Linked DNA regions of Mus musculus: region 2 is linked to region 1. Evidence: chromatin contacts called from ENCODE Hi-C or POLR2A ChIA-PET data. All regions are on one chromosome and are shown on one strand. Each heading gives the region's core, a stretch centred on a gene start or an enhancer-like site at or near the end of the contact. The rest is flanking DNA. Distances are from core to core; before and after follow the strand shown.

What was found. Hi-C counts contacts between places; a loop is a spot of excess contacts on that map. ChIA-PET counts read pairs that join two places held with the same protein, here RNA polymerase II (POLR2A).
Region 2: a map of heart shows a loop between it and region 1 (6-fold over the local background). The contact joins the promoter of 4632427E13Rik here to the promoter of Crebzf in region 1. A Hi-C loop is called at or near these places in 1 of 37 maps with a recorded cell type or tissue (heart). POLR2A ChIA-PET finds 5 or more read pairs at or near these places in 1 of 5 experiments (embryonic stem cell).

The regions. Positions count from the first base shown.
Region 1 is chr7:90,441,345-90,444,044 of GRCm38, reverse strand. It overlaps Crebzf (CREB/ATF bZIP transcription factor), which reads right to left and starts at 1,264. Exons shown (of 1, transcript NM_145151.3): 1 at 1-1,264. The coding sequence starts at 1,030.
Region 2 is chr7:92,739,978-92,742,766 of GRCm38, reverse strand. It overlaps 4632427E13Rik (RIKEN cDNA 4632427E13 gene), which reads left to right and starts at 1,308. Exons shown (of 2, transcript NR_015510.1): 1 at 1,308-1,705; 2 at 1,791-2,061. It overlaps Rab30 (RAB30, member RAS oncogene family), which reads right to left and starts at 1,053. Exons shown (of 5, transcript NM_029494.2): 1 at 925-1,053.

The DNA.
Region 1 (2,700 bases), core at 15-2,514:
ACTCCACCGACACCTTATCCTTGTCCACATGGAGACACACTCCTCCCGCCGCGTCGTCCTCTTCCCGCGGCTCCGGCGGCTGCTTCCCCACCGGCAGGGCGTAGTCGTGGTCGCCGGCGGGCGAGTCTCTGAAGAGGGAGGTGGTCAGCCGCAGTCCCACGCCGCTCAGTCGGCTCAGCAGGCGAGCTAGTCCGGTCTCGTTGGCCAGGACGGCCCGTAGGTAGCGACTCTCCTCCTGCAGTGCTTGCACGCGCTTGCCCAGCTCCCGATTCTCGGCCCGCAGCTCCTGGTTCTCGGCTGCCAGTCCCCGGACCCGACTCTCCAGCCCCATCACGTACTCCTTCTTCTTGAGCCGATTAAGACGGGCAGCGGCCGCCGCCGCCTTCCGGGGACTCTTGGTCGCCGCCTGGTTGCCGTCGTTGGCGCCACCGCCTCCTGCTCCCGGGGACTTTCTCCGCCTCTTCTCCCCGCCGCCGCGGTCACCGCCGCTGCTGCAGCCTCCGATGCCGTTCAACAGCCTCTGCAGCAAGTCGGAGAAGCGCTGCATCTCGGCGGCCGCGGTGTCGTCGTCGTCGTCCCCCCTCAACAGGCCGCCGCTCTCCGAGCCTCCGCCGGACGAGGACAGGGGCCCGGGCGAGCTGAGCCCGGGCTCCAGGTGCCAGTCCGGTTGCCGAGGGTCCAGCAGATCGGCCAGCTCCAGCCCGGAGAGAAAGTCCATGTCCTCCGGCTCTTCCTTGGGGACCATGGCGATCGCGTCCTCCTCCTCCTCCTCCATCTTCAGGGGCGAGGGCGCGGGCGCGCGCACGGCCACGCTGCCGCGGCTCCCGCTCCGGGCCTCCGGCTCGCCCCCGTCCCCGTCCCCGTGAGGTTGCTCGCGGTCAGGCGATCCGGGCCTCGGGGTCTCCGCCCCCGCGGCTGCCCCGCTCGGCTCCCGGGGCGGCGCGCGCGTGGCGGGCGGCTCCCGGCTGTCGCGGCGGCTCGGGAAGTCGCGGCCCGAGGCTGCCAGCAGCTTGGTCAGGCTGTGCCTCATGGGGCTGAGCGGCGGGCCCGGGTAGGCCGCAGCCACTCCGACCCCGGGCCCCCAGCGCGCAGAGCCACGGCGCCGGGCCGACCGCAGGCGCGGGGCAAGGTCCGAGTGGCCTCCGGCGGCCGCCCAACCCCCCGCACGAGGCGGGGGGAAGGCAGTGGAAGCGCGAAGCGGCGAGGCCCGGGGGAGGACTCGGCCGCGCCACCCAGACAGCGGCCTGGCCGGAAGTTACTCTCTGCCCACCCCGCCCACAAAAACGCGCTTCGCTCCAGCCAGAGTATCGCGAGATTCCGAGTGCTTTCGAGGTGCAGTAACTTCGGCTTTGCGGTGATGTCATAGGAGCAGCAGGCAAAACACAATAAAACCTAGTTTCCACCCCCCCCCCACTCATCGGTACTACCCGGTACCACTCTCCTCGATCCAATATGACATCTAGACATATTTGACGTAGCTATATTAAAAAAAAACTGTTTTTGTGAACGCTTTTATTTTTGCTGTTTCTCTCTAAACTGCAAGCAAAAAACAGCACGCATAAGGAAATAGTCCCCGTTAAAACAAAAGACTTTAAATCAGAAGTGTTACCAAATTCTGGGGAACGCAGTCACGTACTGACACTAACTCCCCAGGCGACATTCAGAGGTCCTTAGTCTCAGAAAATGATCTTTCATAATACTATTACTGCTATTATTGTCATTATTACATCATTTTTATTTATCATTTGTTTTTGCAATAAGGGTCACTTGCAGAATTAGCTCCTTTGCCAAGAGTGGGTGGTTGGTTTGTTTACTGGTCTCTTGTTTTGCTGTTTGTTTTCTGCTTTTTTTTTCTTTTGTCAAGTCATGGTAGTTACTTAGGCTTTTTCCGTTTTTAAAATACCAGCTTTTTGAAAAGACCAAGTCTTGAACAAAACACTTCACTTTTTATTCAATGAGTTCATGCACATAGCACTGATGTAACGAATTCTTTTAAGCCTCACTACACATTGGGCCAATAGTGCGGGGGGGGGGGGGGGGGGGGGGGGGGGGGGGGGGGGGGGGGGGGGCTTCTGCAACCACCAGGACAAACAAAGTAATGTAATTCAGTTTAACACACTGAGTAGCCAGTGTTGATTCAAACTTCAAGAGTATGATCCCAGAGTTCTTAATTTTAGGCATTTTTTTTAAATCATTTTATTTTATTTTATTTTTTTAGATTTATTTATTATTTATTATATGTAAGTACACTGTAGCTGTCCTCAGACACTCCAGAAGAGGGAGTCAGATCTCATTACGGATGGTTGTGAGCCACCATGTGGTTGCTGGGATTTGAACTCCTGACCTTCGGAAGAGCAGTTGGGTGCTCTTACCCACTGAGCCATCTCACCAGCCCAATTTTAGGCATTTTTAAGCAAAGCACAGTTTGGTGGAAGAGTTTCCTGCTGATAATCGAGAGTATGCAGCAATATGACCTGACCACCATGAAACTCTGTGTAAAAGTATGCATGACATCTTCCATAAAGACAAATGTCTTAATTAGGGTTTCCATTGCTGTGAAGGGACAGCATGACCAAGGCAACTCTTGTTTTGTTTTGTTTTGTTTTGTTTTGTTTTGTTTTGTTTTGTTTTGTTTTTCAAGACAAGGTTTCTCTGTATAGCCCTGGCTGTCCTGAAACTCACTTTGTAGACCAGGCTGGC
Region 2 (2,789 bases), core at 59-2,558, 2.3 Mb before region 1:
CACAACATTCAACTTTTCCTTCCCCTAAAGTGTTAAAAAGAAAAAGAACAAGAAAGCACCCAGGTTCCTAATCGATTCCGTCTGCAAACCGTTATTTCTGAGTGGAGACTAAGCCTCAGAAACGGCAGCTTGTTACAGTACCATTGTCAGTGGCAAGAGCCTATCGCGATGTAATTTAAAACACTCACACAAGCACAAATTCTACTTCCAAACCATCCCGAATCCCGCAGTCGGGAGAACACAAAAAAATGAAAACGCTTAACAAAAATGCAGCTTCTAGCAGCCGAAGAGATCCTTCCCTAGACACGTGAAATATTTCTGACTGGCACGGAGTGCACCATTAAAGGACACTGTCACCTCAAATCAGCAGGAAAAGGCGAGACAAACGACACAAACATACAAACATAAAATAAAGCCCTACGAAACTTAAGCGACTCAAGAGAAACCTGCTCATCTTAAAAATAGTGTGTGCTAGTCCAAGCGACACAAATGTTCTCAAGAAGTACGGCCACATTAAATTACTGTCTCCATTTCTCCCCACACATCACCCTTTCCCACTCAAACCTCAGCACTGGGGTCGTGGAATGACAGGACTGCAGTCCCCCACCTTTGCCCTCCTCGTGTTTTCCAAGTGCACTTCCCAACATCCTTCCCAGCCCAGCCCCCTCTCCTAGCCTTAAAAAGGTTAAAGGGAGTTGAAGCAAGGAAATTGGCAGGCACCAGTCCTCTGGCGGGGGCAGGTTGCAGGAGTTGTTCTTTGCAGTGACCCAAATTGCACAGAGCTATTTAGCTCTTAGCAGCGCCGGTGAGAACCTCCCGAATCCATACCCCCATTCCCGGCCCCATCTTCTCAAAAGAAAGCCTTGAGAACTAAGCGGGAGGGATAACTTGGGAAAACGATTTGAATAAATCACTTCAACTCACCTGGTTTGGGATTTTTCTCCCCACCCCAGGCATAAAAAGAAATGATATACGAATGAGTCACGCACGCAAGAGAAGGTGCTGCGGTGTCCTAAGTCCAAGGACTGGAGTCAGTCCCTGCCCTGGTCCTGCTGCTACTCAGGGCTCAGCTGGAGCGAGCGGCAATAGCGAGCCCAGCAGCAGCAGCGGGGGGGCGGGGGGTGGATAGACCGTAGCACAATGAATGCAGTAGGGTTTTGCAATGACATCATCCCTCTGTCCGAGCGGCCCCAATAGCCATGCTCCAGAGCTGTGCACTCTGGGATCTGTAGTCCTTTGAAGTCCGGGAGCGACGTAGAGGCTACAGCTGGAACTACAATACCCAGGATGCTCTGGTCAGAGCGCCCAGAGAAGAACTGGACCGGCCGCCATGTTGGAGCCCTGGAGCTGCGGCGAGCCGAGGTTTCGAGGGGCTCGTGGAGCCGAAAGGTGGCATGGTGAGAATGGTGAGGCTAGGATGTAGAACTTGATAGCCTCGCGCACCGGCTAGGACTGAACGGAGGCTACACTGGGGACCTTCAGGGCTGTCGAGCCAGAAATGCCATCGCGAGTCGGAGTGAACCGCAACCCGCTGGGGTTGCACAAGGCCTCGCCACCCCGGGACACAGGGAGTCGCTTTACTGAGCGTGGAGAAACCCTTAGACTTCCTGGGGAGACTCTCTGGGCAAAATGTGTCTTTGTTGTGGTGTGGGGACTCGGGACGACGGGCCTCGCGCCTGTAAGACGAAAAGCTCGCGTGCACCCTGTGAGTGGAGCTAAACCTAGGTTATTTTTATTTATTTATTTTTTGCCTTGTCATTTTTCTTAATCCCTCATGATCATTTCCTCAGGTGTCAGACCCCTGCTCCCACCACTGAATTTTCGTTCGGTCGTGAATTGCAAAGGGCCTCAAAGAAATCCTTTGCTAGATAATGTGATCGCGAAGGGTTGTGGAGCTTGGCCCTGAAACTGACAAAGGAAGGATCTACCAAAAGAAGTTAGCACCTAACCTTTCTTACCCCACCAGCGAACGTAAACGACATTGAAAAGGGACTGCAAGTGAGCAGTCTTTCTCGACTAACGCTAAATGAACTGTGCTAAAATACTGCGTATATTCGAAGTTGATAACTGTGGAAAACTTCCCTTTTCTTTTGTTACCTATATTGTGCAAAATAATGTGTTTTGTTGTGACATCTTCGTGCAGATAACGTTAGTTAACACATCATCCCCTTCCCTTAACCACTTGGTACCCTTACCGATGAAAATACATTCAGAATACTTAAAGAACTTTTGAGCCTATTTGCTCAGCATCTCAACACCTTTTCTCCAGTAACTCAAACAGTACTGTGTGTTTGTTTTTCAGGTTCTGAAGTTCACTATAGAAAGATGCCAAAAGACCTACTGAGGGTCTCTGAAAAGTTAAAAATGCTGATATGCGTAATTTGAGTGTTTTATTTTTCCCCTCCTGAGCTTTTCGAAGGAGATGGCTAGCTCGGTGGTGAGGATTCCCACAGCACAGTCAAGACCCTGGATTGTATCCCTAGCACTGGTCTGTTTGCATCAGTGAAAATATATACGGTGCCTCTGTTAGAAATTAATAAAGTTCCAGTAGGTCTTCCTTTCAAAAAGCTAGGCAGGCTGCTTTTTAAATTTCCAAAACACAACAGGAACCTTCAAAGATATATGGAGATGATGGTACTTAAAAAGGACGTTTTTTCAAAGATTGGCTTGTGGTGTGAGAAGCAGCCACAGAAGTGGCAGATGCCATTCTTGTGGATTCAGCAACGTGAAGCCTCAGAAATACTACGCTCTTCTGCTTGTAATGTTGGTAAGTACCAGAAGGAACCAAT